Linked DNA regions of Homo sapiens: region 1 is linked to region 2. Evidence: read pairs that join two places in POLR2A ChIA-PET (ENCODE). Cell type or tissue: HepG2. All regions are shown on one strand. Links, peaks and the distances in the headings refer to the core of each region. The heading gives the core; the rest is flanking DNA. Region 1 overlaps DUSP10 (dual specificity phosphatase 10). Region 2 holds the start of LINC01705 (long intergenic non-protein coding RNA 1705).

Evidence for each region. ChIA-PET counts read pairs that join two places held together with the same protein. Peaks named below come from ENCODE experiments on the same cell type or tissue, not always from the same donor. Only the 100,000 strongest peaks of a DNase experiment are listed, where the experiment ranks them.
Region 1: POLR2A ChIA-PET joins it to region 2 with 7 read pairs; 1 of 35 experiments calls an interaction of 5 or more read pairs at or near these places.

The regions. Positions count from the first base shown.
Region 1 is chr1:221,708,190-221,725,031 of GRCh38, forward strand. All of the region lies in intron 2 of DUSP10 (dual specificity phosphatase 10), which reads right to left. Among named protein-coding and RNA genes, the nearest start is that of DUSP10, 25 kb to the right of the region's middle. RefSeq lists enhancers at 4,163-4,342, 5,539-6,738, 7,300-7,829, 7,402-7,546 and a cis regulatory region at 7,469-7,480. In HepG2, for the core only: no CTCF peak of the experiment used is centred there; DNase peaks (open chromatin) are centred at 9,232, 9,442 and 10,452; H3K4me3 peaks cover 1,024 bases.
Region 2 is chr1:222,051,756-222,068,597 of GRCh38, forward strand. It overlaps LINC01705 (long intergenic non-protein coding RNA 1705), which reads right to left and starts at 7,638. Exons shown (of 3, transcript XR_001738485.2): 1 at 7,251-7,638; 2 at 6,659-6,923. In HepG2, for the core only: no CTCF peak of the experiment used is centred there; a DNase peak (open chromatin) is centred at 10,246.

The sequences.
Region 1 (16,842 bases), core at 7,983-12,982, 340 kb before region 2:
AGTTCCAGGAGATAAGGCAGAAAACCCAAAGCATGAACAAGAGACGGTTATGTTGCAATAAGGACAGGAAGTCTATCTGTCCACTAGCCTCTGAGCCTGGCATATGTTCTTCTCCATTTCAAGTCTCATCTTTGACAAACCACAGCGGGAAACTCCAGACCATAACCTAGACCGAGTCTCATGACTTTTCACAACCAATGGACCCGGAGCTGGCTGTGTAAAAGAGAGAAATCATATTTTCCTTAAGGTATGGTTATGATCCAAAGAAAACTCAAAGGGCAATATTATGTTCACTTTACTCATTGAAAGTAAGAAGTCAAAACCTACCCTAGCTTTTTGAAAAGAAAAACAAGAGCTATATACGAATTTCAGTTGATTTCTAGAATTAACCTCTGCCCTTACATATGATAGTTTATTCTGCTAGGCAATTATGACAATAAAGTTTGAACCTGAAGAGATAATTCTGAAGTAGAAGAAAGAAAATATGGAAAATAACTTCACCAGTGAAGACTTAAAAAATAAATAAGATAAAAACTACCCATTGTCATCATCACAGCCTCCACAAAAGGGATTCTGAAGAGTTAAAATCTGCTCAGCTTCGCCTCCACAAAAACCCAAATTCCACACAGATTCTGTGATGGGAACCTAATTCACTTTTTTCTTCAAAAAAGGCAGTTGTTACATTTTTCCATATAAGATGAGAGGGAAGAACAATAAAACAAATTCAAAAGAAGGCTCTAAAAGCAGGGGAAAAACCTCTCTGTTCTTATTTAGGGTACTCAAGCTGTAATTTGTCTTAAAAGCAGCTAGTTTAAAAAAAAAAAAAAAAACCAACACATGCTAGAAAACCCCACACACAGAAAAAAGCAGCGTCCAGCTTTTTAAAATTCTGCCTCTACACCTCCTTTCTCAATGACATCAGCTGGAGGCTCCCCACCTGCCCAGTTGCCATAGCAGTTACACAAAGACATACAATGACATCAGTTGGCATGATATCAGCTCTTTGAGTGCAAACAATACAAGAAGAACTACTTTGTTTAAGGCCTTTGGTGCAACTGTGTTCTGGGGAGCCAATGATGTAATGCTAACAGGTGGCATGGGCCTTCCATTTGCCTAATGGGGGGAAAAAAACCCGTGGCGGAGTGGGGGGAGGAGGGAATTTGAGACAGACACACAGAATGCTCCAAATCACAGAGCATGCTTATGTGCAAAAGTATGGGTGCATTGTATGTTTAAGCCATGTAGGAACTCTGTTCTTATAATATTTGGAGGTGGGAGGGGTGGGGGTGGAGAGAAAAGGAGATATTACAATTTAAACATATAAGGTAAACAAGGAAATTCTCCTTGAGGGGTCTGAAGAAATAGTCTCCTGTTCAACTGCCACTCTGCTAATCAACTTGGGCATCAGTTTTCCATAAGGCTTATGCACAGCTCTGTACTGCAGTTAAAAACTCTCTCTGTGGACGGTGCTTAAAGTAAAAAACAACGAGTGGAAGCTCACAGTGGTGGCTTTTTCCAGAGAAGTCTGCAGGAAGGATTGTTTTCTTCTCTTGGGGAAGGGTTGAAATTGAAATCTGGAGGGGAGGGGGAAGAGTAAAGCTAATCTGGTTTTTCTTTTCCAGTTACTTTCCTCCGACCCTACCCCATCAAGTATCACCAGAGGCCAAAGTGACTGATCACTTAATGAGGAACCCTGATGATGTTATGTTTATTACTATTTAAGAATATTAGAACATGATAATTAACAAACAAAGCAGGAGCAGTGTAGCATGGAGGTTAAGAGCAAAGGTCAGAGACAAACCACACCTAGCTGCAGTTATGATTCTGCCTCCTAGCAGCTGTGAGACCCTGTGCAAGTCAGGTTCCCTCATTAAGCCTCAGTTTACCAATCTATTAAGTGGATGTAATATCATCTACCCATCAGGGTCATAGTTCAGGAAGCCTATGTAAAGGTTTTGATACACGACCAGGTATTCGATAAATAATGTCTTATTACCCCCAATATCATCACCTTTGTTCTAAATTCCAACAGATCTATGCACACGCATAGTCCATGAGAGCCCTAAGTGCAGTGCAGTGATTCAGAGAAGGAGTATTGAGGCTGGACTTCTTGGGTTTGAATCCCCAGCACAGCCAAACACTAGCTATGAGACCCTGGGCAGGTTTCTCACCTGTCTGTTCCTCAGTTTCCCTGTATACAAAACAGGGATAACAATAGTACCTACCTCACTGTACTGTTGTAATGATTAAAGTGGTTAATAAAGTACCTTAAAACAATGTCCAGCACATTGTAAGTGCTTTTTCTTTTCATCACTTTGGGAAACTACCATTTTAAAGATCTAAAAAAAAAAAAATCTGCTTAATATAAAGACTCTATATAAGTAAACTAATGTTCCTGAGTTTTTACTTTTAAAATTTTATTTAACAAAAAAGAATTAGGAACCAAGGTATCCGAGCAGTTTTAAAGTTTGCAAAACATACTTTTAACATAAAGAAAGCAACAGCTCCCTATTTTTCCTAAACAAATATATCTGATTTCACTTTGTTGGTCCTAGCTTTCCTAACAAACACTGTCTTTGCATTTCTGGTTTTTCCACAGAATTGGATTTTGAAAATAAAACTGTTCTTCCCTCCTTCTTCCTTTCCTCTAATTTCTACCAAGGTGGCTAACTTCCTTATGTGCACAAGAGCCTGCAGTTATTAGTGCGAACATATTGTAGCCATGAGCAACAATGCTGGGGTAGGGTGAGGCAAGGCGGGGTGGGGGGGCAGCAAACATTTTCAAAGCTTATGTCAAAAGTAGGTTCTCTGCCAAAATGAGTATGGTCAGTACATTGATTCTAAATGGCAGCAACAAAGAATACCTAGCACCCCTAAAGAACTATATGTGGAAATACTGCCTGCCAGTTTCTTCTAACACACGGTCAGTTCAGTGACAGTCCTACTGAAGCAATGGATTCTAGTTTTAGTGGGAAACTTCTCTTTATAGATGCATTTCAGCTCCTGTTGCTGTTTTGGCGACTGCAGTCCTAGAAACAGAAGAGTCCTCTGTAATGTGATTCAGAAGCAATGCGCTGGGTTGTGAGTTAAAGAAACCACATCCAAATGCAGAATCTATAAGCAAGAGATTTTTATACTCTAAAGGTGGACAGCCCTTTTTGGTCTTATGCTAAGCTAGAAAGTGAGCTGTTTCCAGAAATTTAAGGAACACTCTCACTGAAGGTCAGCAAACAGAAGTAATGTCCAAAGACCAGGGGGAGGGGTGTAGGCTAAAATTGGACTCTTCTACAGTTTGCTATAAGCATATTGATCACCCCTCTCTGTTGCCTAGTTTTTCTTACTGAGTAACCAGTCTTTTAAAGTAAAACAGTACCTTGATGATAGTGGTTAAGATCATAGACTGGAGCCAGATTGCTTGAGTTAAAACTCCTGACTCCTATCACTTACCTTGTAACCTTGAGCAAGTTATTGATGTCTCTGCATCTCAGTTTACATATCTGTGACTTGTAATATAATAATTTCTATCTCACAGAGCTCTCAATATGGATAAAATGCTACATGAGAGTTAGGTGTTTTATTATAAGTGGGAGAGACATTGCTGTAAGTTGCATACTATTTTGTTTATACCAGGAACAGATGGATGCTATGATATACTCCATGGAAACAGAACATCAGAGCCACTCAAGATTCTATAAGCACAAGAATCTGTGGAAGAACAAAGCCTGGATGAACTGGAGCTGATGTCAGGCTGCCAAGGCTGAAATCTTCTTCAAAGACAGGGTCAGAGTCACTTCATAAGTTTCAGGGCAGAATATCACCTATCTTAACAGGAGAAACATGTGGGGTGGTGGTGGGTACCAGCTCGATCCACAAAGATTATTTCTACTTCTTGTTTTCTATGAAATGTTCTTTATACTCCATAGATGTGATTGGGTATTTTACAGTAGGAATTGGGTATTTTACAGTAGGGTATTTTCAAGTTCAAGATGAAAATCATTCCTACTGTAAAATACCCAAGGAAGTATTACTTAAATTGTCTTAGGATCTTGCCCCCAGGGAACTTGTATTTCTTTCCCAAGAAGAGTAAAGGGAGGCCCTATCAAACAGAGGCAGAGAGAGTTGAATGGGAGTGCTGTCTCACTAGGTATAAGGTATGAAACAAGAGATAAAGAAGTATTTATCTTACTCAGGGGAAGAAAGAGATTTAGGAGGCTGACTATGAGTCAGAGAGAAGTCTTCTTATGATCACGTCATTTGACTGCTTCCCTCAAACCAGTGTGGTCTGGCTTACATGTGAGATGCCTTATGTTTGAAAAGACATAAACAAGGAAGTATCACAAGCTTAAAATACACACATATACATAAAACTTCAGATATACTCATATAACATAATGGGATCTTGAATCCCATTGAGTACCCATCCACATTATTTGGCTTGCTATATTATTAAGTCTTTTAGGAAGATATATCTAAAAATAAGTTAGTCCCTCCATTCATGGGTTTTTCCTGTGTGAAGGAGACACAGTTATCTACAGATATATCTTAAAAGCCAACTCTAGAAAAGACAGTGGATGATATATAAAGCAGCAAAAAAAAAAAAAAAAAAAAAAAGAGCTTTGCCTTGGATTTAGAATAGTGGGTCTGCCACATGCCAAGTGTGTGACTTTTTGAAAGTTATTGAAGTATTCTGGGCTATCTTTCCATAACTATAAAATAGGATACTACTACTTAGGTCTGTCGTAATGATTCAATGATTTTGTGTGTACAATAGCCATCCTGGTATTTTAAGAAGGCATTCAAACCCTGCAGCTATTTGAATGACTGTCAAATGGAGCAGCAAAGCTAACTAGCACTGGAGGTAGTCAGATGCAGGAAGATGACCAGAGACTACAGGGGTCAATGTCAGTGTTGCTAGAGATGAACTTTTGATGCTGGTACAGTTGCTTCAGAGCAGTAGGAAAAGGAGACCATCCTGCAGAGGCAACCCCATGCAAGGGCATCACCAGAGAGGGAGGACAAAGCAGGAGCCATGAGGACAGCCCACTGTAGCTCTGCTCTGCTAAAAGTGTACTCAGTGCTGTTAGCCTAGTCTACACTCCATCACTGCCGGAGGAAGTGGCATGCAGAGTGGGGGTTGGGGCTGGTGGTTAGTGTGGTCTCCCTTGAAAACCTCATTATATTTAGTTCTTTATGTCTACGATTTTCAGAAGCCTTGAAAAAAAAGACATTTTTTAGGCATATCGAATAGCCAAAAATACATTTCTGGTATATTCTCTAAAAATATATGCATACTTCTAGAAATTTTTGAAATGGACGTACAGAAAAGTTATCACACACACAACTTTTTCATACCTCAATTTCCTCAATAAGTTGAGGTGTTTACAGTTTTTCTCAGAGTCATTCTATAAAAACTTAGTTTCAACAACTTATTATATGTATACATGCAGCCTCATTCTACAACTATAACTGCATTATTAATACATATTCTTTTAAAATGTATTTTCCTTTCTGTGTATATCCAGATTAAGAGCTTTAATAGAATTTAGGTCCTTGGAGAGCAGGACTAGTCTTATTTAAATCCCTTTGTACACAGGAATTAGCCCCAAGTCACATGAAGACAGGTGACTGCTGATATGTTAGATACCAATAGGAGCTACAGGGAAAGAGGTATTGAGATAGGTGGTCAATTTCTTTTTGGAAATAATTTACAAAAACTTAATAAAATAAAAAGATCTTCCTGGTGTTTTCCTAGTGATAAATGATAGGCTGAAATCATTTCCAGAATAGCCCTCCCAAAACTATCTTCCAATAATAAAAGTTGTTCATTTTTATTTAGTTCATCTAACCAAGTAGTATTTAGTAATGTTTTAAGAGAAAAAAAAATTCTGAAAAGTTGATACCAGAATTTGCCTGAATTTTGAGTTAACAATAGTCTTTTCTTTGGATTGTCTGGACAAAACAACATAATATAGAATACTGAGGCTTACATGAAATAGACATTGCTTGAGTTGTCATCGTATAGTAACTTTGGTATCATAGTGATACAGGAGTTAAGAAGAAATTACTTAGGCAGATAGTGAGGGTACAGAAGTCCTCCGTAACGTTTTCCTTTTAATGAAAAGCAGCCCCAAATCATTTTCAACAGAGAGCAGCCTGTAAAGTTGAGCTGCAGACACAGACAAGCAAACTGAGAGCTCGCACGTGTGGATGCCAGCAGGAAAGAATTACCTGCGACTAGACATGTTCAAAATGGCGGCTCCATCTTCCCTTCTCTGCCGGCCACGTGTACAGTAAGGAGCAGACAAGATGGCGCCAGGCAAGGGGAGAGTTCATTTGCATAATAAGATTAGGGTGGGGTGACCAGCCTCCCCTGAGTGCTGTGTAAACCTCACACCTGATCAAACCAATCTGTGAGCCCTATGTAAATCAGATACTGCCTCCTCAAGCCAGACTATAAAATCTGGCACATCCACCACCAGTCGGCCTTTTTCCTCTGGGAAGTCACCTCTCTCTCACTAAAGAGCGAGCTGTTTTCCTTTCCCTTTCTTTTGCCTATTAAACCTCTGCTTCTAAACTCCTCTTGTGTGTCTATGTCCTAAATTTTCTTGGTGTGAGACAACGAACCCCGGTTATTTAACCCAGACAAGGTAGCCACTTCAATAGTTACTATTGTTTCTCTCAGATGATGTGCCATTCCCTCCCACCCCAACGTTAAAAAAAACCCAGCATTCCAGAAAGAAGCTAATACTTGACAATGACACTTACCAAGAACTAAAACAGTCACTTTCGCTACTTCCTAATCTTTGTATAATTAGCAGTGTGCTTTCTTCTCCATTTTTTGTTCCATATACTTCTACATTTTCCAGTCATTAACTTGTTTATTGGAGGGGTCTCTTGTCATTTTTCTTATATTTTCGAATATACTGTTTCCTTCCTTGTTTGATAAAACCTTTGCCATGCCCTCAATAGGAAGAATTTTAAAAAATTATTGCCCACATATTTACCTCAAAAAAGTAAACTGAGTCAGAAACATCCAATGATTTAGGAATTGTGATTTATGAAAATTGAAAATAAAGTTTAATTGGAGGCCTTCCAAGAAATGCTGACCCTGGAAAGTTTTTGTCAGAGCTTTAAAGATTCCCCTCTGCTCTCACCACCCTCCCCTCCTGGCTCAGAAGTTGCCTCAGGGCAGAATTGGTATAGAAAAGAGCTGGGGATTGGATTTCCGCCGGCTGGAGTAGCTCAGTCCACACAGAAAAGTCAGCCTCTGGTTCCTACCCCCTGAAGGGAGGTGCAGTTCTCTTGCCCCCCTCCTACCATTTCAACTTTAAGGCTTTAATGAATAACTAATGTTTGAGCTACCACAAGTTTAATTTGTGTGTATTTGAATAACACAGGCAGATTGTTTTGAGAGGATACCTCAGAAGTATGTAAATACAGCCTGTTTCTTTAAATCTGTTACCTCATTTATTTACATTAGAACAGAAAGCACTGCCAGAAGCAACAGCTGATGACAGTCATGTAATTTTCCACAAAGACAACAATTAAACAGCTTTGTGTTATTTTAATGAGCAGATGACTTTTATGTGAGCAGGATTTGAACTGTTAAGATCTCAAGAGTTCCCAGAGCCAGGAAGCCCCTCAGGTTTTGCAGAAGTCAGTGAGACTCTATGACTCTCTCTGGTTTCTTCCCCACCAGGGCCTTGGGTTTGGTCTCTATCTCTATCCCCTTTGCCCCCTTCTCCACTCTTCTCTCCCTCACCTCTCCTCCCCAACTCTTGCTCCTCTACCCTGATCCCTCCTCCCTCCCCTCCCCTCCCCTCTCCCTCTTCTCTCCCTGTCCCTGCCATCTCCCCTCTTCTACCCTTCTCTCCCTCTCCCTACACCTTCTCTGTCTCTCATAAATCCATCAGCAGTAGATGGGAAGAAAACATGAAAGAGAGACTTCTACCTGGAATACATTTTGATGCTTGAATTTCAAACGAATCCACAGAATATTTGTTAGACCTATTTTTAAAAAGTCAAAGGTGGGCTGGGAAGAGTGATTGAGCACTCATCCCTGCCAGCCAAACACACAGTAAGGCTCTGCTAGTGCAGAGAATACCATCTTTAACTCACCCTCCCCATTCTGTCTCACAAAGGTTTCAGTAAGAACCACCTGAAGACAGGTTGTGGGCATAGTTGACTTCAAGTCAGTCCCTCTGCCAGAGGGGCAGGGAAGTGCCTTCTGCTCTCCCTTAATCCTAGTCTGGAATAGAAGGGTCAGAACAGATGTTTCTGGTGGTTCCAGTTGTCCCCTCCATCCACAGACCTTCCTCCCAGCCTGTGTAGTCTCATTTTTTTTTCCACCAGAATTTTGTCTACTTCTATTGAACTCCATTCTCACTAACAAAAATGCCAACTAAAGAAAATAAGAGTAAGTATTTTTGCTTTCCAAGAAAGGATTTTGGGCTTCAATCAAGTGAATGGCTAAGAAGGGTGCCTACCAAGATCCAGTCTGGGGGTGAGGGGTCAGGGGCCGACAGAAAGACAGCCAAGTTCCAGCCCCCATGTTCCTGAAAACTTGCAAGTTCAGTTTTCTTTCTGGTACGTGTCTAAACTTTACCTATGTTAGCACAGACCAACTGGTTCCCAGGGAGAAATGCACACCATAAACACTCAGATCAAGTCTGGGATTTGTTAACAGACATGCCAGTTACATTAACACATTTTTCACTGTTATAATCTCTTGTATTTAAGATCAAACCCTCCCCAAACATTCTGGGAGTTGAGGAGGTGAGTGACACGCTGCAGAGGCCCCTTCCCTGCCCCTCCCCACTCCATCAGGAGGAAACATATGACAACCATAAACACAGATTCCAGAAGGCAGTCACAAATTAAGATAAGTCATAACGGAAGACGCTGTCCAGTTCCTGGGTGCTATGAGAGGGGACTAATTAGATTGGGGTTCATGGACAGCCTCTCTGAGGTATGAGAGGGGACGGAATCCAGGAGAACATAGGGAGGGAACACCACACTGGGAAAGGCAGGGAACTCAGGGAACCTCTGAGTGACTCAAGGGAGCCAAATGTGGGGAGGCACAATGACTGGGCAAGAGGCGGGTGAGGAGAAGGGCTAGAGGGGAAGGAAGGGAGGCAGGGACCCTCCTCACAGGGCCTCTTAGGCAGGTTTTATTCTGAGTTCAGTGGGAAGCTCCTGAGTGTTCCAAAGTCCACAACAGGTGATCAATATGTGTTTGAAAAGAAAAGAGGGGGGAGGGGAAAAGAAACAGAGAGAGAGAGAGAGAGAGAACGCACTGATTTACCAAATGGTGTAATTTACATACACTCCAAATCCTGGGCAAAATTCATACCCTTTCCTTTTCTGAATGCATTTTTTGTGGCTGCTGTGGACTGATTGTATCTCTCCTCCCCATATTCAAACACACACACAAATTCGTATGCTGAAGCCCTAATCCCCAGCGTGAGGTCATGAGGGTAGGGCTCCTGTGATGGGAGTAGTACCTTTATAAGAAGAGACAACACAGAGCTTGCTGTCTCTTTTTCTCTGCCTTGTGAGGGCACAGCAAGAAGACAGCTGTCTGCAAGCCAAGAAGAAAGGCTTCACCAGAACCCAACCATGCTGGCACCCCAATCTTGAACTTACAGCCTCCAGAACTATAAGAAAATAACTTTCTGTTGTTTAAGCTATCCAGTCTACGGCATTTGGTTAAAGCAGCCCAAATGAATATAGTGCCACTTGTAATTCCCAGTGTAGCTTACTTTTAGAAATACAACGTATAATACTTACTTTTGAAGAGCCACACTAAAACTTGTGGGCTTCCTGAGAACAAAGCCCCTGAGAGCCAACCCAACTTGGTGTCATACCTTAAAGCCAAGCCAAAAATGGTCCAAGGTCAGAATGGGGGTGGCAGGGTGGTGGGGGTGGGGGCGGGGGCTGCAGGGGGTGGGGGTGTGCTGAAAGGACCAGCATGCCTATAAAAGGCAAGCGCAGTAAGCCTTGTAGAACCTTAGTTCCATGAACCAGCTACATGCACGCACAGAAGCCCACTCCTCTCCCAAAGACACTTCCCTCCTCATTAGATATATGCCCTTTCAGATCAGCACTGGCACATGACCTCCATGTGGCATCCTTCTGGGCGGAAGAATATTTTAGCTGGAGACATTCTGCGTACTGGGGAGGCTACTCTATACCATGTTAGGGCTCCACCTTTTTTGCTCACTGGTCTCAAACTTAATACTGGTTAATCCATCAAGACGGATTAAAGGAGGGGGAAAAATCCATGAGATCATCCTGGGAAGCTGCAGAGAGAGGAATGTTAACAGGAGGAGAGTGCTATAAAACACAAAGCCATATTTCTCCCGAGAGCTCAACCAGATATTCTGCATTAAGTCTCTAAAGAATGTCTAAAAACATTCTTGCCTTTCAGTGCAGAAGTTTAAATAATGAAGCATTGCTAAACAAACAAACAGAGGAAAGCCCAGTAAAGCTATTCATTACACAAACCCACTGTACAAAAGGAAAACTATTGCTCAACCATCCACCCCGAGGACCAACATTTATCTTAGACCCCAAATTAAACACATCACAGCTTCACAGCAAAAGTATGTTTCCCAATGGGATTTAAGTAAAGTCCAATTAAATAAATCTTCAGAAATGTCACATGCGAGCCTCACAGGAGAGCATATTTCTACTGTGAAACATTCCCATTGGAAGTTACATTCACAAAAGGTCCTCTAGAAACATCCATGACAGGAGGGGTGGGGGAAAGCAGTAAGCAAGACAAAGTTACACAGGTGAAGCCTGGATAGGGTTCCATTGCTAAAATCATGTATGGAAGTGCCCAGCCAAAAATGCTGCATCTGAGTTTGCTTTGAATAAAACCCCCATGTCCAACAAACAGTATGTATAACTGTGTATTTCAGTAGGATCTGGAGGTCAAAGAGCTCTGGCTTAGGGAATTCAGGAAGTGGTAGGGGAAAGGATCAAATGTCAGCATCAAAATTTGAATTGTTTTCCTGAACCGATGTTTTCACTTCACAAAAGGCATAGCAACAACTTCCTCAAGTCACTGAGCTGGATTCTATGTTTGGTGAATATAATGAGCAAGGCTGAGTACTAAAGGATCAACTTGCAGAAAGAAAAGGCATGGGCTTTCCTTAAACATGGACTCAGCCATGTCCAATGATCACACCGTACCATGAGGGCTGAGCTTTGACAGGTCCACCTGAAGCAAGGTGAGGTCTCCATGCACTAAGAGACATACAAAATTACACTGGGTTAAAAAAAAAAGCTAGCATGTCCCTGCCTGGGTGACCACCTTCTGAGATTAGGGGGAAAACAAAACAATTAAAAACACTGCTTGTCTCTGAGGAGGTGGGCTGGAATTACATATTGTCAACATGGACTTGAGGCTAAGTGAAGGACCAGCCAAGTAATGGTCAGTTCAACCTGGGGCACGCAGAATGAAGCGCTGACCTGGGATGCATCCCGTATCTGGCACCATCAGACTTTCGACCATTTCCCCTGAAGCCATGTCTAACTTTGCACAGGGTAACAAAAGCCCTGACAGCAAGGACTCAGAGGGCAGCCCTTCCTTCCACACTAAAAAGATACTGGGTTCTAGCTCTGTGACCTCTTTTGCCACCCCTATACAATCAGGACTTAGGGTAATCTTTAAGTTTCTCCCAACTCTGGTGTTCTATAACTTCAATATAGCCTTGATAAACCATATATATGATATGATATGGTACGATATGACATGAATGAACAATGGCAAGAACAAAATCAGCTGTCAGAGGTTGTGTAAAGCCTGGGTGCTCTGCTTCCCACTTCCAGGCCTTTGCATTTGCTGTTCCCTCTTCCGCAAACTCCCTTCCTGTAGATCCTCACTGTGATACTGTGATATGAAAAAATATATATTTGATCTCTGCCCCTGGTTCCTGTAGCATAGCTTCTAAAACCCCTGGAATCTCTGAAGTTATGAGTGTTTTCTGAATGCCAATGAGATGACTAGTGGCTGGGGGCCCCTAAATAGCTCCAGGAAGGGAGCTGGTCACCAGAATTAAAACAGCTTAATTAGAGGATTGGGACATTCAGCCGCATCCCCCAACCTCCAGGGAGGAGACAGGGACTGAAGGTTGAGTTGATCACCAATGACCAATGATGTAATTAATCATGCCTATGTAATGAAGCCCCCATAAACCCCATCCATCTCCTTCATCTGACTGTCCATCTATATTCTTTGTAATATCTTTTATAATAAATGTGTAAACACATTTCCCTGAGTTCTGCGAACTGTCCTAGAAAATTAATGGGACTCAGGGAGGGGGTTGCAGAAATACTGATTTATAAACAGTGTGGGGAAGGTGGGGTAATCTTGTAGGACTGAGCCACAACTTGTGGGGTCTGAAGCTAACACCAGGTAGAGTCAAAATTAAGTTGCAAGACATTCTGCTAGTGTCTGCTGGAAGACTGCTCTGTGTGTAGGGGGCATAAATCCACAGAGGTGTTCCGAAAGTATGGTAGGATAAAAATTTATTTTTCTTTAGACTCACATAGATGATTCAGACCTCAGACCAGATGTGTTCTCAGAAAAGTCTTCCCTGACATTCAATTTACAGCTACCCTTCCAAATCTCTTTTATCATATCATGAAGTTTTTAAGAGTTTCATTGTCTTCAGAACACTTATCGCTATCTGAAGTTACCTATTTATTTCTTCCCTGTTTATTGTTCTTATTAAAGTGTGGACCCCAAGAAAGTCAAGATGTTCTTTCTCTTAGAGGAAATAGAGTGTAATGGTTTGGTGCACTAGGGCCAGACTGTCTCCACAACTTTCCAGTATGATATTGACAAAGCTGTTTCACCTCTTTGTACCCTGAAATGGAGCTAATAATAGTCCTAACAGGCAACAATAGTTATTGCAAGAATTAAATCAGCTACTACATTGTAGTTATTAATAGAAATTCTAAGTATTCACTGTTTAGCATCTGAATTGTATATAGTAAGTGCTCATTAAATATTTTTAGATTCATTGAACACTGGAATGAGATGAGATAGGACCAGTTTATTGTAAAGCATCTATTATATGCTGTTCAGCATTATGCTATGGATTTGCGAGATTTGATTGAAAAAAATAGTCCCCAAAGAGAAATCTAATGAGGGAAAGGAGGAAGGAACTTTAGGGAAATTCAGTGACAGGACTGGAAGAAGAAACATTTTCAGAACACACTGAAGATTGAGCTGAACAATGCCATCCAGCTGTAACTCACACAGTCAGGTGCAGGACTCGCCAGGTGAATTCAGCACAAGGATTTAGAAATCCTGGCATTCCAAGGCTGGGAAGGAGGGCTGAGTACACTTATGAGGAAGAGGCAATTTACAGGGGTGCTGGGCCTCCCTTAAATGTGACAAATGGGCACCTTCCAGGGAGGGCTGAAATCCAAGGCAAATCACACTTGGTGGCCTCTTACCCCTTTCTCCTCTCTCCTCGCCCCTACTTCTTGGACATTCTATATGAGTGATGAATGGTAGAGATGCATGGAAGGTAGTCATGAAAGGGAAAAGAAGGCTCAGGAGGGAAACTCACCCTGAGGGATGTCACTGAGCAGCAGGAGGGGCCCTCAATTCAGTTTAATATACATTTATTAAGCACTAAATATGAAATGGGGGCACAGTGCTCAGTATAGGGTATACACAAGCTAAGATCTAGGTGGGCCCTCTCAAGAGCTTGCTGACCCTCTCACTTAGATGTGGTAAGCAGTAACAGATGATTCTGACAGTATCTTCACCAACCCCGGGTGGCCCTGTTTCTTCTATCTCCTTTTGAAGGGATACAACACTGGATCTGAAATCAGTAATTTGGAGTTCCTCTTATCCCTCTTAATAACTGTGCACCTTTGGGCAAGTTACTTGAACTTAAGACCATGTGAAACCACACGATCATATCATAAGAGCTATTTCTTCAAACACAGGAGTTCTCTCTTTTCTAAAAATAAGGGCTGTTACAGCCCTAGATCTCTCAAAGAGCAATAGCACGCTATAACGCTCTTGAAAGGTAGAAAAAGGGCCTTGAAGCCTCTGGTATTCTGGAAGGTGAGATGCTCAGGGACTGTGTGAGAAGTGAATGCCTCATGTTCTGTACCTCTTCAGTTGGTTCTGATGAATTTGCTCTCCCCCTCTCAGAAACTGGGACTGAGACTTCCACAGTCAATGAGTGGCAGAGAACACTGCCTCATAGTTATCTGGTGTGAACTGTCCCTAGTCTTAAAGCTGAACACCTCTGAAGAGCAGGCCTGGTGTGGTGGCAGATGAAAAGTGCCCAGGGCTGGCCCATGTTAGGAAAAAACAAGTCATATTGATTTCTTTTTGAAAGAGGCTTCTTTTATACATTCCAAAATCTTGTTTTATTCCTAGTTTTCACTGGTGACGGAAACTTTCTCCCAATAACTGCAGAGTTTATGTTGGACTTTTCTTAGAAATCTGCATTCTAAGGTGGCCCCAAGAGATACTCATAGGAGTCAACTTTCTAGGAGCTGGTGACCTAAGAGGGCCTTGCAGAACATGGGCCAGGCCTGAGCAGGAAACAGAAGAGTAGTGGATACCAGGACCACAGACAAGAGGCAGTGTCTATTTTAAGCAGGGATGAAGAAACTAAACCAAAATAAATAAAACACATGGATCTTGGCTTAAAAATCCAAACAAAAGCCCCAAAAGAAAAAGCAACAATTGAGCTAAATACCTTGTTTATGAAATGTAATAGGACATACCACAAAAGCGTAATTCCAGACAAGGCAAATGATTAAAAAACACAACAAAAAATCGAAATACTCCTTACCCATAGTATCACCCTGTGTCAGCTTCCCATGAACATCTCAATCCCAAAACCAATACTTAAGAATCCCTGGTGTCAAAGAGGGGCCAACACATATGTTTGTCACCACCGCTAACATGATGCCAACTGGGAGATGAAATAGGCCCCAGAGATTACAGCCTGAAGGGTTTTGAGTATGAAGGTCTCAGAGGCCTGCCTGCCTCCCAACTGATCCTAGTGGTCAAAAGCAGTTGCTCAAAGATTGAGTCATTTTCCAAGTCTAGAATGCAAATGGCCATTGTCACCAAGGAAATGGTGTTACAGAGATAAGCAAGTTAAGCTGCAGCACTTAGCTCTCTCAGCTGCTGTTCTCCTAATACATACATCCAAATAAAAGGCAGTCTATTCTTGCAATACTGCAATATAATTCTGAAACTGACTAAGCAGAGTCAGTGCAGACTCCCCAAGTTAAGGCCACAGTCTCAAATAAGAATGCCTTCACTTCCAGATGCTAGCCACAGGTTCAGGGGTTCCCAGGCCACCCACACTTCTAGCCAACTGGTTATAAATTCTGTGGCTTCTACAATGCTTCAGGCTTGATAATTCACTAGAATGACTCACAGAACACAAGCCCTATCTTTATGATGATAGTTTTTATTATAAAAGCTACAAATCAGGAAGAGCCAGATAAAGACACATACAGGGCAATATCTGGGAGGGTCCTGCATATGGAGCTTCTAGGCCCTCTCCTTGTGCAATCAGGACACATTGCCCTGCTGACACAGCAATGTGTTCACTAGGAAGTTTAACTGAGCTTTGGTGTCCAGAGTTTTTATTGGGTTCCATTACTTAGGCATAATTAAATTATTGGCCTTGTGATTGAACTCAATCTTCAGTCCCACTCTCTTCTGCTGAAGAAGATGAACTAATACAAAGCCCTGACCTTCTAATCATGTGGATGTCTTTCTGATGATAAACTCTTATCCTGAGTCATCGCATTAACATAAACACAGGTGTGATCCAAGGGGCTCATCATGCATAACAAAGACACTCCTAACACTCGGGGAGTTCCAAGGGTTTAGAAATTATTTCCCAGGAACTGAGGACAACGGCCAGACAAATTCTCTATTATACAACAGTTTCTTAGTGATGAAGGGTGTGGGCTCTGGAGTCAGGCAGGTCTGAATTTGGCATTGTGCTGTGAGACCTTGGGCAACTTACCTAACCTCTCTCAGCCTCAATTGCCTCATCTAAAAAGTGGGGATAATAATACTGTTATTACCACATTGAGATCGGCAACATTTGATAGACATGGAATTCAGGCTACTATAATAACAAGCATTTTTTTTTTCTAGTAGCTGCATTCAAGAAAGTAAAAACAAACAGGTAAAATATTGCTAATATATTTTTCTTAACATGTGCAAATATCATTTCAAGAGTCAATATTAAAACAATTACTAATGAAATATTTTACATTATTTTCTATATAAAGTCTTGAAATCTGGTATATATTTTACACCTACAGCACATCTCTGTTTGGACTGGCCCCATTTCAAGTGCTCAATGGCCACGTTTGGCTTGCAGCAAGGCTACTATATTGGACGCTGCAGATAGATTTAATACTATTGCTATCCCCATTAAATGAGTTAATGCTCAGTGTCATAATTGTTCCCATTCTACAAATGTTAACTAAAATATGTGTTTGTTTGCATGTGAATGTGTGTGCATGCACATGGAGGGGTAGTGACCAATGACTAAAATCTACGGTGCTATAAGCCACACTACACCAGGAAGTCATTCGGCTCCCATGGAACATCAAATAGCCACTCTATTTTCAGGAAAAGAAACACTTCAACTTGGAGAAGAGAGGCTCTCTGATCGATTAACTACAGCATGCTCTTTTATTTCAGCACTCCAACATCTCCCAGTGCACGTTTTAATATGAGCCAAATCAAGTAGCCACGACAATAGCTTTGAATGAGAAAAGACACCCCAAAAGCAGTGCGCAGATACATGGGGATGCCTGAAG
Region 2 (16,842 bases), core at 7,707-12,706:
GGCAATGGAGCCAGACCCTGTCTCAACAACAACAATGAAACCAAGATTGTCTGCTGTATGACAAGCTTACCTCTCTGAACTTCACTGTCCCCATTTGTAAAATAAGGATAAAAAGAACTACCAAATGAGGATTTCAAAAAAAGATAATGAAAGGTTTTGAAAATTATAAAAGCAGGGTAAACAGAAAGTATTACTCTTATTATTTATACCAATACTCTCATGTTTATACAAATTATATAGGCATACACAGGAATCCCAGAAAAAAAAAAGGAGCAATTAAAAAGTCTATCAGCAGACATGAGCCCTTAAAGCATTCACCAAGATAACACATAAGCAGGACTTCAGGTGACAATTAATGTAAGCCTGAGAGGGACTGGGCTGGGGACCAACCAAATTATTCCTTTAGCTGTTGATCACTTTTTGGCCTCCTTCACCCTAACCCTCAGGCTACTTTGGTTTGTTGTTCTGTTTAGTAATTTAATGATGGCTAAATCTGCTGTGATCTCTCATCCATCCTGAGCCTCTCCCACTTCATATTGTAAGCTCCCTGGAAATGAAGACCACGTTCTTAATTCTTCAGAAAACTGCCAGCCCCTAACATAATATCCCATGAATGGTGGATGATTAATAGGTGATTCTAGAAACATGAAGCTAGAAGAAGCCTCTGAGATCCATTCATTCAATAGTTTAACAAGTTTTTACTGAGTGTCCACAATGCACCAGACACTTTTCTAGGATCTGAGATTAAGGAGGCGACCAAGAAAAAAGCTGACCCCTGCCGTCTGATGCTCAGTTTCTAGTGGGTGAGAGAGTCAATCTATAAATCAGTAAAGAAATCATAAATAAATGAAGCACTGGGTAATGCTAAGGGTTGTAAAGCAAACTGCAGCAGAGTCAAGAGCTGAGAGTTGGGGAACGCAGGTTGGTTTAGCCAGTAATGTCTCTGGGAAGGGGAACATTGGAGCACAATCTGAGTGGGCTGAGGACTGGGTCACACTGTGACTTAGGGTTAAAACAGTCCAGGTAGAAGGAAGAGAAGTGCCATGCCCTAAGACAGAAGTGAGCTTGGTGCATTACAGTGACAGTACAGAACCCAGGGCAGAGGTGAGATGCCCAAGACAGGCAGGAAGGCTGGCAGCCAAGATAAGATGCTAGAGTTTACTCCCAGAGTGAAGGGATGCAGCCATCTGAGGGTGTTGAGGCAGGAGGTGAACAAATGTGACGCACTTTTAACATTACTCTAACTGCCATGGGGAACAAGAGTGGAAGCAGAAAACCAGTCTGGACATTTTTGTGGAGAGGAGTGATGGTGGTTTTGATGCGGGCAGAGGTAGCAAGACTCAGATGCAGTCAGGTCATATCTGGAAGGGGACTCTAATATTTGCAGAATGTCTCCAAGGGCCAGGATGCTTTCCTGTGCTCCTAGGAAGAGCTTGGGGCTGCAAAGGAGGTGTGGAAGGGAAGGTCCAGGGGTCACCAGCACCTGGTTCCTACCCAAACAGTTCAGCCTCACCTGCCTCACCACGGGGCTTCCCAGCAGCCCTACCCCATGCATTTGGCTCCGTTGACAAGTCATTTGTTAACACCCTGCCCTTCTATGCCACATCATTTTTAGTAACAATCATGAATGAAAAGAATACTAATAACTTAGAAGGAAACAGAGAAAATTTGCTTTCATTCAATTTCATATATAGAAAATCATGCTCTTAAATAAGAAAATAAAATTAAAATATGACAGAAAATAAATATTACAGTACAACAAGGGAGAAAAAGCACAGCTATTTATTCAAAAGTTTTATACTTACCTAACAGTTTTGAAATGTGATTCTTTGGTTGCAGTGGAATATAATAATATGTCATATAAATGACTCTCTAGTAACTAATAAGTACATTTCAATAAAACAAGTGTCTATAAAGAGCACAATTTAGATGACTAATTGTACTGCTGATGTAATGCTGTTTATGTTTTCTAGCTTTGCTCTTCAGTTTTAAAACAGTAATATTTTAAAAAGAATAAATTTAAGTTTTGCAGATACTATTCCATTTTAGTAAGTTATTTCATAGTTTAAACTCACATGAATATCTGTAGACAGTTACAAACACATATATAGATATTACACCTTACAGTCTATAGTGTTTCAATGTTTTAAAATTTTAAACAAATAAAAATTCCAAGTGGTCACAAAGAATGGCAACTTATGCAAACATAGTTCTATTTCTTCTCTCTGTCCATTGCGCAATTATTATTTATTTTGAAACTACTGTTTAAGTGCAGGAAAATGTAGTTCTGCAGTACCTGGAGACAGGAGCTGCACTAGGAGCACGCGAAGGATTCTAAACAATTACAAACTCATTGACAAGCAAACATGTTCAGGGAAATATTCATGTGTGACGGGGTGGCTGCCTAACTGTGAGCTTTTCAAATAAACCTCTATGTAAATTACAACGTTTTTTAAAGGATAATTAATAAGCCATGCTATGTTTAAGTTTATATATTATGAAAACTCAGCAGCAGCCACATAAATTGTTGAGAACTCAGACCAGCAAAATATTTTTTGGTAGGGTATTTTGTCACTGAGTGGTCAAAAGTAACAGGCAGACTTTCAGTAAGTTTTAGGAGAGTTTTGAATTTCCTACCGACAATGCATCCCCCTTCTTGCCTGAATCTAGGGGAGAAGGCTGCCAGTGCTCAGCAGCTGCTATGCCACCAGTTCTAAGTAAGGTGTCCTCAGCATTGCCCTGGGCTACGAAAAGTCGGAAAACCTCCATCTAGCCCAGTCCTCTTGCCCACATGAGGAACCTGAGGTCAGGCGGCTTGTGTGACTCCCAGGGTGAGATGCATTCATGGAAGGAAACCAGAGCAAGGGCCTCCAGGCCTCTGTGCGTGCCGGGGAGGCACGTGATCACATGACTTGGAACACAGCAGGTTCTGTTCATGCAGGCAGGGCACCCTCAGCATGTCCCCAGGGCCCAGGCAATAATAGAGGGAGGCTGAGCCTGAGGCTATGGAGAGGTGGACAACACAGGTCCAGGCTAGACAGAGCCACCACTCAGCTTTGACCCATAGTTGCTATGCAGGAAAGCAGGCAAGTGATGCCAAGTTTTCTGCTTTTTCTAGACAAACCAAAGAATCCATCTCCTTCTTTGGCACAAAATCTCCAAAGTTTTATATTTTGGCAAATAATTCAAATTACTTGAACAGAAGCAAGAAGGAAGGAAGGGAAAGAGGGAGGCAGGGAGTAGGGGGAGAGAGAAAGAAAACCCTTAGGCCCACCGCCTCGGCATGCTGGGTGTGGTCAGGCACTGCAGCCTCACCACCTCTGTGCTGATAATTAGCTACCAGACAAACACAGGTTTAGTCCGCAGCTCCTACATCAACAGGTAGTGAGGTCTCCTTAGGTAGTGGAAAGTTGTGTTAAAGGCAAATAAATCTCAGGCCCCAAAATCACTCAAGCCCAACTGCTTAGGGCAAATCTGCCTCCCGTTCTATTCAAAGTCGCCCCTCTGCTCACTGAGATAAATGCATATCTGATTGCTTCATTTGGATAGGCTCATCAGAAGCTCAAAAGAATGCAACCATTTCTCTCTTACCTACCTGTGACCTGGGCGCCCTTGCACCACTTGGAGTTGTCCTGCCTTTGCCTCAAGTTGTCCTACCTTTTTGGACTGAACCAATGTACCTCTTACACATATTGACTGGTGTCTCGTGTTTCCCTACAGTGTATAAAACTGAGCTGTGCCCCGACCACCTTGGGCACATGTCATCAGAACCTCCTGAGGCTGTGTCACAGGCGTGTATGTCCTTAACTTTGGCAAAATAAACTTGCTAAATTAACTAAGACCTGTCTAGATTTTCAGGTTCACAGTTGGAGACTCTATACCCCTTTATTGCACTAGTTTGAGCTCCTTCAGGCCAACACTAGACATTTGGCTCCATGTTAAGGGAAGGACACAGACCCCTTCACGTCCGAGGAAAGGCGGGTGCTGAGCCTTGCCGCTCTCATCATCCAAGGACTTGCACTCTGCTTCAGTGTCTCGCTCCTGCTGTCTCTGCCATCAGTGGCAGACACAGCTAACACTGCGACAGAGCCAGGGACCTAACAGGCTTACTTCAAGGGGCTAACCTGGGCTGCCAAGAACAATTTCTCCCTGTAACCTGTCAGGAGCGGACAAGGCTGCTGGAAGCTCATGTAACTTTTCACCACATGCCGTTTTGAAATAACTCTATTCCATGGGGAAAACCTTCAGAAGACTTTTCTTTGTAAACAGACTTGATGATAAAGACATGCTAAGTCCTAAAACCCAGAGGCTGTCAAGGATTTTACATTCTACCAATTTTGTCTTATCTCCTGGGCACTGTGGAGTTGAACAGAAGCTAGAGCTAAGTGCTAAACTCACTAGACATCTGCCAGCATCCGTCCATCACAAATGCGAGGGCCTCCCTGCCAAGTGGGCCACTCTCTCTGGTATAGGGAAAGATTCAAAGTTGTTATGAATGTTACCTGCAGATATTAAAAAGAAATGAGTTACACGTGTTTGTGTTTTCTGTTCTTACCTTCTCAGAAGTGAAATGCAGGAGCACACATATTGATCATGTAAATTTTTAAAAAATGATAATTCACACACACATTTGTACACAGAAGTCCAGGCAAAGAAAGATCAACATGTTTAGAACACTTACCTTCAGGCAGTGGAGTAAGAGATAATATATTTTTTTTTGCATAGTTGTATTTTATAAAAGTTCTATGATTGATATTTATTACTTTAGTCATAAGGGGGAAAGCAACCAATAAAGACTATGAAAGAATGAGAATATATGGTATATTAGTCTGCTAGGTCTGCCATAACTAAATACCACAGAGTGGCTTAAAAGAGCAGACATTTTTCTCTCACAGTCCTGAGAGCCATAAGTTTGAAATTAAGGTATTGGCAAAGTCGTTCGTTCTAGATCCTCTGAGAGAAAATCTATTCTGTGCATCCCTCCTAACTTGTGGTGGCTGCAGGCAAGCCTTGGTGTTTCTTGGCCGATAGATGCATCCTTCCAGTCTCTGCCTCACTCCTTACAGGGCATTCTGTGTCTCTCTGTGTCTTTATATGGTTTTCTTATAAGGCCCACCCCAATCCAGTATGACCTCGTCTGAATTTCACTAACTTACATCTGCAGAGACCCTACTTCCAAATCAGGTCATATTCTGAGGTTCTGGGTGGACATAATTTTGGGGATGGGGAAACACTATTCAATCCAGTACATATGCTTATAAAGTAGATGAATCCCCCCTGGGGATATTCAGATGCCCATTGACCCTATTAAGCCTTAATTCCTGAAAGTAGAGCTTCAGCTCCCAGGAGCATGTGGCCTACCTCCTCCTCAATCTCTGCTCTGGATGAGGAGTGGGGCCAGTGCAGAAGCAAGGGGTATAGACCAACAACATGACCCACAAGGACCACATCTGGTCCTGGTAAAGCCATGGGCCCCAGAGCCCTGGTGGGGCCCTGGGTGATGCTGAGAAGCCTGAGGATCACACACCTCCCTCACATAGTATTACGCCTTTGCAAGTGCGTGGGCATGTTCTTAGGATTAACCAATTACAAACTCAGTTTGAAGTGTGACAGTCATTCATTTTCTCCCTGAGTGGTACTGAAAGTAAAACTCCTGTCATGTGCGAGTCTGAGAAACATGTGATGACAAAAAGATTTCTTGTACTCAACAAGGTTGGAAATCACCATGCTACATCTTTTTCTGGAGCAGACTTCTTGTGGGATGAGAGGCTTTTATTGGGATGTAGTGTGTCTTGTGTCTTGTGTCTTATGTGACAGGCACCATGTACAGCACTTTGGGTCCATGTTTCTCGTAATCTTCAAATCAAACCCATGAGGCAATCATCCCATTTTTTAGATGAGGAAACAGGCTCAGAGAGGTTAGAGAATCACAGAGAGCCCCCAAATCACAAAGGTAGGAGCCAGCAGAGATGAGATTTGAATTTGAAGGTAAATATTTCTAAGACTTACACGATAGTGTTATTGGCTGAAGTGTGTCATTAACACTCTCTTTAGCACTGGATAAGCCATCAGAGACCTACACCCTGACACCATGTTGCTGTGCTCCCGACAGAATTTATTGTCATTCAGGAACACATCAGGGCTGTGGCCTCCAAGAGGGACTCTTTAATTGCCTTAGTAAACCCACTTCTTTTTTATGTGCAGATGCCACAGGGAACACCTTCCACTAAGTCTCTCTATGCCCAGTGCATGAAGCCCAGGGGAGACCTTCTGTAGGAGCCAAGTAATAGGAAGAGCTTGGCTTCCTCTAAATAATTGGTGTATTTTCTCCCTAGAGGCAAAAGGAATGGGGTAATCATTTACCCAGGTCTGTATTTTCTGTCCTCAAATCTGTCGGCTCAATCATAGTACTCTGGTTTAATTACCTTATAATCTGAATTTCTGCAATAAGATCCCCAGCCTGTACCCCAGGACCTGACCTACTTTTTCAATATTTAATTTTTTTGCCTTAATTTGTTTTAATTGATAACTTATTATTGTCTTGTATATTTTTTCTGATATCCTCCAGAAATCTTTTTTGTTTGATTTTTTACTCTCGTTGTTTTTATGTTAGTGTGGTTCTTACGCAGTAGGGGAAAAGGACTGTGGAGTCACTGACCTTTGCCATCTGCTCCTGCCAGCTCCTCTTGCCAGGGCCCCTCCAGCAGGCCAAGTCCCATATCCACCTGCTGGCTGCCCAGAGCTGCACACAGAGGACAAGAGCCCTCTGGCTCATTCATTGTTCACTCTACTCTTCCATCTTGAAGATTCTTAGGCTTAGGTCCTCAGGACACCAACTCCAAATGAGTTAATTAAAAAGACAAAGAATATAATTGTCAACAGAGTTCATGAGTTATCCAGCTTCAGGTAGTGTGTATTTCAACCTAAAAAACAAACAAACAAAAAAGAAAACTGCTAGTTTCAACAAAGGCTCCAGATTCCTCTGAAAATACACCTAACTTATGTAGGAAAATATAGAATCCTAGACAGGACACCAGTTCGTCAGTTTAACAAATGTGAGATTGAAGGGACTGAGCCACCAAGCTCTGCACTTTCTCAAACTGAAGCCAGACCCTCAAGCAGTTGTTAATTTTCAGTTTTTGTCCTTGACTCAATGGGAACACAAATATTCTAAAATGCAAGACCAGATAAAGTTGTGACAAGACATTAGGGGCTTGACTCCAGTTCCAGTTCAGCTGCAATATACTTACCATTCTCTACCTGTGCAAAGTACCCTCATGTTGTGTGAGTGAATTCCAAAGCCACTTTGTGACCTCTTCCGGCAAGGCCAAAACCATGTGGAGTGTAGAAGTGGGAAATGTCCTCTGCTCTGCTCCAAGCATGTGGCCTTCTGCCTGGGGCCAGAGGGAAGAGTCGGTCACGCCTAAGCCAACACCCACGGCATTCCACCATGTGGTAAGATCCCTCGGACTAAAACACAAAGCCTCATGGTAGCCTGACCTTTCCCAGGTGTTAACACCTGACCTGACAAAACTAGCAGTGCCCCTGCATTGAAGCAAGCTCCTTAGAAGGCAGCTTACTGTGAGCTGAGGTCAAGGAGAGTGACAAGGCCCAGCAGAAATCCTCTGAACAGCTGAGCAGTTTTGTTGCAAGTAACGGGGAGACCAAGTGCTGGGGAGCCATCACACAGGGATTCTGCAGCATGGGCATTAGGAAACAGCCCAATCACTGTTATTCTGCCCAGGGTCTATCTGTATCTAAAAGGGACATGAATCTAGGACAGTGATGAGTGGATCTTACTTTCACAAACATCATTTTCTCCAACTGATTCCTTTCTAAAAAGGAAAATTGACATTTTTGTCCCCTGAGGAGAACACCCAAAGCAGATACAAAGTTCCCTGTATTAAACAACATTTACAAGTCAGACTGTACTGCACAATACCCTCTACCCAAGACAAAAGTTTTATACCATTCATTTGCATAGACATAGCAAAATTATGCAACATGTCATCTTCACTCAAAATTCACTGTTTTATGAGGCAAGACTTACAACACTATTAGAATGTACAATGCTTCATTCTTTAGTAGTAATAATTTCAGAGAAAATGTTCGAAGATAAAAGCAAACATCCATTGGAATAGATTTTGCAGGATGTGAGAACAAGAACATGAAATTAATTTGTTTGATTGTCTAACTTAGGGAAAATGAAAAGAATCATTAAATTTTTCCTAAGAAAATATATTGGCCCTTGATCTCAGAATTACAAGAAACTCTTATGATAATTTAACCAAAGGTTCTAAAAGACTCAGATCCCTTGAAATTAAATACATGTGCATATGTGTTTTGTTATGGGAGACAAATCATATATTTAATCAGAACTTGAAGGGGGCTTGCCATTGGCCTAGTGCTCAATGCTTTCAGTTTGTGAATGAAGAAATGGACACTTATAAATGTAAATTTATCATAAAATAGTTGCAGAGTTTTGACTAAACTGTGATATTCTCATTTCCAGTATAGTCTCAATAGCATCGCTATTTTTAGGAAGCATTTGAAGCCTCTGTGAAAGGTTGGTCACATCTGTGGATTGGCCAATTGGCATTTTTACTGGACACTCGAAGTTGTCCAGTAAAAATTCAGATAAATCTGCCTTCAGCTAAAGTCACAGAGGGGTCAAAGAAAGCAGTAGCCTGCTTTACAGGAATGGGCAGAACCTTGCAACCAAATTAGTGATTATGTAAGCCTTTCAGTCTAATTTCAAAGTCTCTAACACTTAGGAAATTCTTCAAAGAGGCTAAAAATTTGGCACTGCATCATTTTTCCTCATGGGCATTTTCATTAAATTATAAGCAAATGCACATTCCCACACTGAAAACAGCACAAAGGAGGCTGCTCTATACCACTTGGCTCTCTGTGCAAAACTCGCTTTCAATTATCTTGATCCATATTGAACTCTCCCACCTCCTGTTAGCATCACAGCTTCTAGGAAACAGGCACACAAAGCAAGAGCAATTACCACACCATCACCCAAAACATAAATCAATAGTAACAAATGGCCCAGCATTTTCACATTGTTTATCCTAGCCCTTCCCTGCACCACATGGAGTCAAACTTGCTTTTCTTCCTTTATTTTATGAAATTACTGCATATAAACCAACTTTGTCATTAAGTCGGAAGCTGGGGTCTTCATTCACACCAGCTCACCTGCACAATTCTTGAGTTCTCAGAGCAGTAGGACCTCCCTGGACCCGCTTCTCAATGCTCTCCTTTCAGCCAGGCTGACCTCTAAAATATGACTGTCTCGAAACATGTGTGGATCACCACATCAGACTTTTAAAAGTCTGTGATAACAGTGGTAGCAAAAACTGCAAACATTCATTGTACTGAGCTATGTATCAAGAAATGTGCTGAGCACTTTCACAAAAGTCTCAGCTAATACTCATAGTTTATGAGGTAGAGGATGTTATTTATTTCCATTTTACATAGGAGAAAATAAACTTAGAAACCCAAAGATAATAAGCTTGTAGCACAGATGGAATTTGAATGGAAATCCAGAGCCCCTTGTCCCCACCACCCTACTGCTATCCAATACAAATAACATGAAGTTCTGGGTTAGAATTTCACTCAGATGTGGTTCTTGTTGGAAGTGGGTTTTCTAATCAGGAGAACAGATAAACACAGATATATTACAAATTGCCAAGATATATAAACTTCAGGCATCAGCTACAGGAGAATTTATTTGGTGACAAGTCTGCATTTAAAAGCCATTGTTAATTGAACATTTACTATGTGTCTAATAAAACCACTGTGATAGGTATTTTTAATTCATAAAACTAACTCCAGTTCTTTACTTCTAGGATGATAATGTCTTCATATTTCAGATACAGACACTGAAGCACAGAAAAGTTAAGTTAACTAGCAAGCAGGGCCTGAACTTGGATTGCTTCTCATACTTTTCATACTCTCTATCTGCCTCCTGTACAACAATGAGTTCTATTGTTTTACTAATGTGAAATGAGCAATTCTAACTGCCCGTAACTCTCCACTAGTGGAGCACAAGTTGGGGATGTGTTCACACAGAGCTATCCACACTTATCTAATCCCCTTCACAGGCAGCATACATGTATGGAGCCAGGGAGGCTGGGTGCGAAAGGGCAGTGTACACTAAGGTGTTTTTCTTTTGGGTCCTGGTCTTTGTACCAAAGTCAGTTACGTGGCCTACCCTGGAACAAGTCCCTAATCTCACAAATAACACATGCAATCCAAATGTGCTAAGTGGTAGAAACCCAACTCTTTCAATACCAGTGTTGTTAATCATATAAACAACCACAAAACAGTGAAAATAATATGGACTTTGGAGTCACATAGACCCAGTGGTGTGCTGGTAAATATTTGTTTTGTTTTGTTTTTCTGATAAATGTTTAACAACCAGCTCTCCAGTGGGGAGGAAGAGAGCTCTGATTTATAGCATTTTCCCATTTCCACAGTGTAGATACTCCAATCATGGCTCATCTCAAGAAATCAATATGACATCACTGCACATGGAGTTGTAAGAAATGATGATAATAAGTTCTCAGAAGCTGATGCCAGCCAGCTCTAGCCCACCACTTCCAGTAGACCCTATTCTAATCCCAGTTCATAATCTAAGACTTGAGGCAAGCCACATAGCCTTTCTAAGTATCCATTTATACTTCTATAAAATCTCAAAGACAATGCCACTAGAAACGATGTCATGATTAAAGGGCTATTAACAGCAGAACAAGATAATTTCTCCCCACTTCCCAAGACAGTTGCACATACAAAGCATCAAAGGGAAGCAAATGAACACTTTACTGTAAACACAACCTATGCCTCTGAATTCAACCAGAAGAATCTGATAAGGCGAGTTTTATCATGTAGTCAAGGTTGGCATCCTAAGGGGGGAACTATCCCATCCTGTTCTGCTATTCCAAGTCCAAAGCCACATCCCAGGATCTGTTCACCCTCTACCAACCAGATGAAGAAAAGAGACTGAACAGAAGAGGATGTCTGCAGGTCAGGTTTGACTAGGCCTGCCCTGAGGTAGCAAGACAGAAACTGGTTTAGCAGTATGAGTGCAAGAGAGAGACAAGAGAAAAGCAAGGCAGCCAAGCTTCCAACTCAGCAAAAAAGTGCCAGGCCCTCTTACCCTTCCTGTCACCTATAGGGAGAAGCAGAGCAGCACCACTATGTTTAATAACCATTTCCATATGCAGGGACTCATCTGCTGGCACCATGGCCCAATCAGCATTCAGCTTGCTTAGGTTAGCACCTGGGAGAGTGGATTCTCTGCCTTTAAAACTGACCCAGTTGTCCTTGTATTAGTCCACTTTCACACTGCTGATAAAGACATACATGAGACTTGGTAATTTAAAAGGAAAAAGCGTTTAATGGACTTATAGCTCCACATGGCTGGGGACCTGCCCCCATGATTCAATTACCTCCCACCATGTCCCTCCCACAACACATGGGAATTCAAGATGAGATCTGGGTGGGGACACAGCCAAATCATGTCATTCTACCCCTGACCCCTCCCAAATCTCATGTCCTCACATTTCAAAACCAATCATACCTTCCCCAAAGTCCCCCAAAGTCTTAACCCATTTCAGCACCTAATTTAAAAATCCACAGTCCAAAGTCTCATCAGAGACAAGGCAAGTCCCTTCCACCTATGAGCCTGTAAAATTAAAAGCAGGTTAGTTACTTCCTAGATACAGTGGGGGTGTATGTGGCTTTTCCAGGTCCACAGTGCAAGCTGCCAGTGGATTTACCATTCTGGGGTCTGGAGGACAGTGGCCCTCTTCTTACAGCCCCACTAGTCAGTGCCCCAGTAGGGACTCTGTGTGGGGGCTCTGACCCCACATTTCCCTTCTGCGCTGCCTAGCAGAGGTTCTCCATGAAGGCCCACTCCTGCAGCAAACTTCTGCCTGGGCATCCAGGCATTTCCATACATCCTCTGAAATCTAAGCAGACATTCCCAAACCTCAATTCTTGACTTCTGTGCACTCACAGGCTCAACACCACATGGAAGCTGCCAAGACTTGGGGTTTCCACCCTCTGAAGCGACAGCCTGAGCTGTACCTTGGCCCCTTTTAGTCACAGCTGGAGCAGCTGGGATGCAGGGCATCAAGTCCCTAGACTGCACACAGCAGAAGGACCCTGGGCCCAGCCAACAAAACCATTTCTTCCTCCTAAACCTCTGTGCCTGTAATGACAGGGGCTGCTGCAAAGGTCCCTGACATGCCCTGGAGACATTTTCCCCATTGTCTTGGTGATTAACATTTGGCTCTTCGTTACTTATGCAAACTTCTGCAGCCTGTTTGAATCTCTCCCCAGAAAATGGAATTTTCTTTTCTATCACATTGTCAGGCTGCAAATTTTCTGAACTTTTATGCTCTATGTCCCTTTTAAAACTGAGTGCCTTTAACAGCACCCAAGTAAACTCTTGAATGTTTTGCTGCTTAAATTTCTTCCACCAGATACCCTAAATCATCTCTCTCAAGTTCAGAGTTCCACAATTCTCCAGGGCAGGGGCAAAATGCTGCCAGCCTCTTTTCTAAAACATAACAAGAGTCACCACTGCTTCAGTTCCCAACAAGTTGCTCATCTCCATCTAAGACCACCTCAGCCTGGATTTCATTGTCCATATCATTATCAGCATTTTGGTCAAAGACATTCAACAAGTCTCTAGAGAGTTCCACACTTTTCTATATTTTCCTGTCTTCTGAGCCCTCCAAACTGTTCGAACCTTGTGTGTTATCCAATTCCAAAGTCACTTCCACATTTTGGGATATCTTTTCAGCAGCACCCCACTCCCAGTACCAATTTACTGTATTAGTCCATTTTCACACTGCTGATAAAGACATACATGAGACTGGGTAAATTATACAGGACAAAGGGTTTAATGGACTTACAGTTCCGCATGGCTGTGGAGGCCTCACAATCATGGCAGAAGGCAAGGAGGAACAAGTCACATCTTACATGGATTGCAGCAGGCAAAGAGAACTTGTGCTAGGAAACTTAGCCTTATAAAGCCATCAGACCTTGTGAGGCTTACTCACTATCATGAGCACAGCACAGGAAAGACCTGCCCCCATGATTCAATTACCTCCCATCATGTGCCTCCCACAACACATGGGAATTCAAGATGAGATATGGGTGGGGATACAGCCAAACCATATCAGTCCCATAGAGTTGATGTTTATGGTTTCTTTGAATAAACATAGAAATTGATCCTCCCAGTTTTAAACTTGAGGTTATATTTGCCTTATTTGAGTTCATTTCTCAGGAAACCAACCATCAGTGTTCCCAGACAGTATTAAGGAGCTGAAACTCACCAGATCACTGCATCTGGACAATGAGTCATCAGACCTCCTACCCGTCATGGTTGACTAACCAAGGACTTGCTCTCTGTTGACCAACTCCTCTTCCTTACCCATCCCTAATTCCTGTTTTCCCACACATGGTGACATTTCTTCCTTGCTATATAAGCTGAGACAATAGGTATTAAAGAAGGCTTCAATCAGGCGCTACATAGTAACATTTATATATTTATATAACCATGTAAGAATATAAACATCAAAATGCATTGGTTTAGTCAGTCAGGGAGATGGATTTGAGACTGATCTCCCATCTCCTCAGCTGCAGCACCTGATTAAAGCCTTCTTCCTTGGCAATACTTGTTGTCTCAGTGATTGGCTTTCCTTACGGTGAGCAGCAGTTCGTAGACAGAACCCCTTGTGTTTCAGAAACACCTTTACACTTATGTTGTGTGGTTGCTGGGAAGATTAAATGACATGAAGATTTTGGCCTAAGTTGTGCTACCCAGTTTTATCATCCAGCTTTTCTTACCTAAGTGACTCTGAATGAATCTTGGGTATTCAAAAATAAAAAAAAGAAAATAAGTTAAATCTATCTGTGATTCCATGTAATCTTTATAACCATCTGCCACTCCTCCAGATAGAATCCACCATCGAATAGTGAAGTTGATTTAATATTTTGAAGAGTATTGAAAAGATGTGTTTACTATACACCCAGAAGATAGATCTAAGAGTGGCTTAGCAAGGGCACTATTGTTGAAATAAGCAGCTCCCCTCCTGAGTTGTCCATTTAGAAGAGGAAAATTCATTTTGATGTTTATGTTCTTACACAGTTATATAAAAGTCAGTAACATTACTATGTAGTAATGACTTTTATTTTTAAATATGAGACACATTATTTCAAAGTCATGAACCGAATTAAATTAAACACAACATTAAATTACATTCACTCTGTGCTGAGGTGCCAGTGAGGAGTGGGATGTTTCCAACTCTGACTTTGTCTTTAATCTTCTTCTCCCAGCACCTGGAATTACTTAAACCTTGACTCTGTGTGTAGTGACTTCAATGCAAATGTGCTGAGGATCCATCTGCTGGAAAGGAGTCTTCTAGATTTGTGTGGGTTAAACTCTAGCTCACTGGGGATTGGAGAACACCAAGTCTCAGTTTTGCTAGCTGGAGTTGGGGTGATTTGGAGTATTAAGGACTCCAAATTAAGGAGTATTAAGGTTACTATGGAATCTAACCTCTTTTCATGTTTTCTAAGAGTCCTGATGATTTTCTGTCCTTTTAATTTTCACCAAATGTGACAAGGGGGAGAAGACCATTTGCCTTCCTAAAATACATCCAAAATGTCTAGTCAAGAAACCTAAATAAAATAGATCTCCCAGAGTGCAAAGAACTAATATCACAGCCAAAGGAAATGAGATTGTGACCTGGGAAGGCAGGAAAAGTAGGGGGCAGGGAGGTCCAAGGAGGGATCTTAGGATCCCTGGCAAGACTTTTCTGTCTGTGAAACCACCTCACACTGAGGTGCACTACCCCAGGGCCCAGCAAATTTTAAGAATCCAAGGAATCCTAAAGGAATTGCACAAAGTTACCTAATCTAAAAATGTTTAAAAGCCACATGCCATTTTTGGACTTCTGATCCTTCATGTGTGCAGAGGCAAGAGAGGTACAGCAGGGTAGAGTGAGGTCTACATCACAGACAGGCAAACATCTCCACAGCCAGGCCAGGAAGCAACGTTCCCAGGCTGTCAGATCACTCAGGCTCAAGGTTGCTCTGGGTCAAGTGTCTGAAGATACACTGTCCAATACAGTAGTCACTAATCACATGTGGCCATTTAAATTTGAATTTAAATAAGTTAAGATGAAATGAAATTTGAAAATTTATCTCTTCTGTTGTACTAGGCACATTTCAAGTGTTCAATAAACACATGAAGCTAGTGGTTACCACATTGGACAGTGTAGATATAGAACAATTCCACAACACAAAAGTTATATTGGATGGAGCTGGTCTAAAACATATAAATATACATAAATGTCCAGGAATTCTCTGATTCTTTATGGGAGCTATTTCCAGACTGAAACCCCATTCAGGTTTTCAAACAATTATTTAAAGCAATTATACAGGATTTGTTCTTCCTCTGCACCCAGCCTAGAAATATTTTAGGGAATAAGGAAAAAAATGTCTTATTCCTTTTATACAGCAAATTACATTTTGCGTGGAAAAAATCAAGGAAACCCACACACCAGGTTTAGTACTCAAGCATGCAACCCTACAAAATGTTGGCTAACAAGCCCTTTCTTTAGAAGTAATGCAATTTGCACACATAAATTAGTCTGAAGAGGCAAATTTTAAAAATCCAATTTCAACTACTTTAAAAGGACAATTAATTATTTTAAAAATTGCTGTGCTAATTGTCTATCATTGACATAGCTCTCTGTAGGGCCTTGCTGGATTACTTAGGTCACTATGAGTTGACTCTGTACTCAAAAATACTATTTTAGAAGTGCTTCATGTATACGTATGTGTGAGTATGTGTGGATATGTACGTGCATCAAAATTCTGACTTTTCACAGAGTGGTTTATCCCTTGATGAAACAAAATTTTCATTCAGAATCAGATTACTTTACTCATTCTATTCTCATTACCTTTCTTCAAGAGGAAGACGTCTATACTCAGGGCAGATTCTCCCTTCGAAAGTGTGCAAGGCAAAGCAACCCTCCTCCAGGGTTTTGCTTCCTGCACTTCTGCTCTGGGCTTCTTGATGACCCCAGGGCTGACTGGAGTCAGGAACTATGTCTGTGGATGTAGCAACTCTCACATTGTATGATCAGGCTCTCAGTACCAAGGGAAGACACAGAAACCAGCACACTTGGTGTGAGGGCACGGTTTTCTAGCGGCGTGAGGTGGTCTTGGAGCTATTAACTGAATCATTTCAGCTCTCCGTCTTCTAGGCACACAGACTATACTTCTAGCCCTCTTATGACTTGGTGGGACCATGTGATTACTTCCAAACAATGACTTGTGAACAAAAGGGCCAAGTGACCACTCTGAGCCAGAGCATTTAATCGATGCGGTGAGACCCTTAAGAGGTTCCTCTTCCTCAGCCGCAGACACTAGCAATGTTTTAGACAGTGACTTTTCTCTCCACCTGACCCCGGAAGGAGACTAAAGCAAACAAAATGCCTAGCTCAATCGCAGGAGGCACGTAGTATGAGTCAGAAATAAACCTTTGTTGTCTGAGGACACTGAGTTTTTGAGTTGTCATCACCATGTAATCCAGCCTACCAGATTAATATATGAGATAAATAAGATTATGGGTAGGGCACAGAAGCAACCTGTTTCTAAAGTGGAGTTGTTGCAAAGGATGTTTCTCCTCAGCCAACAACAGTCAGGTGTCCATTGCTGAGAAAATGCCAATTCAGCCAGTATTGTTGAGAATATTGGGAAGGTGTATCTTCCTGGAGATGGTAATCAAGTGCAAAGACAGAAGTCCAAAATAAA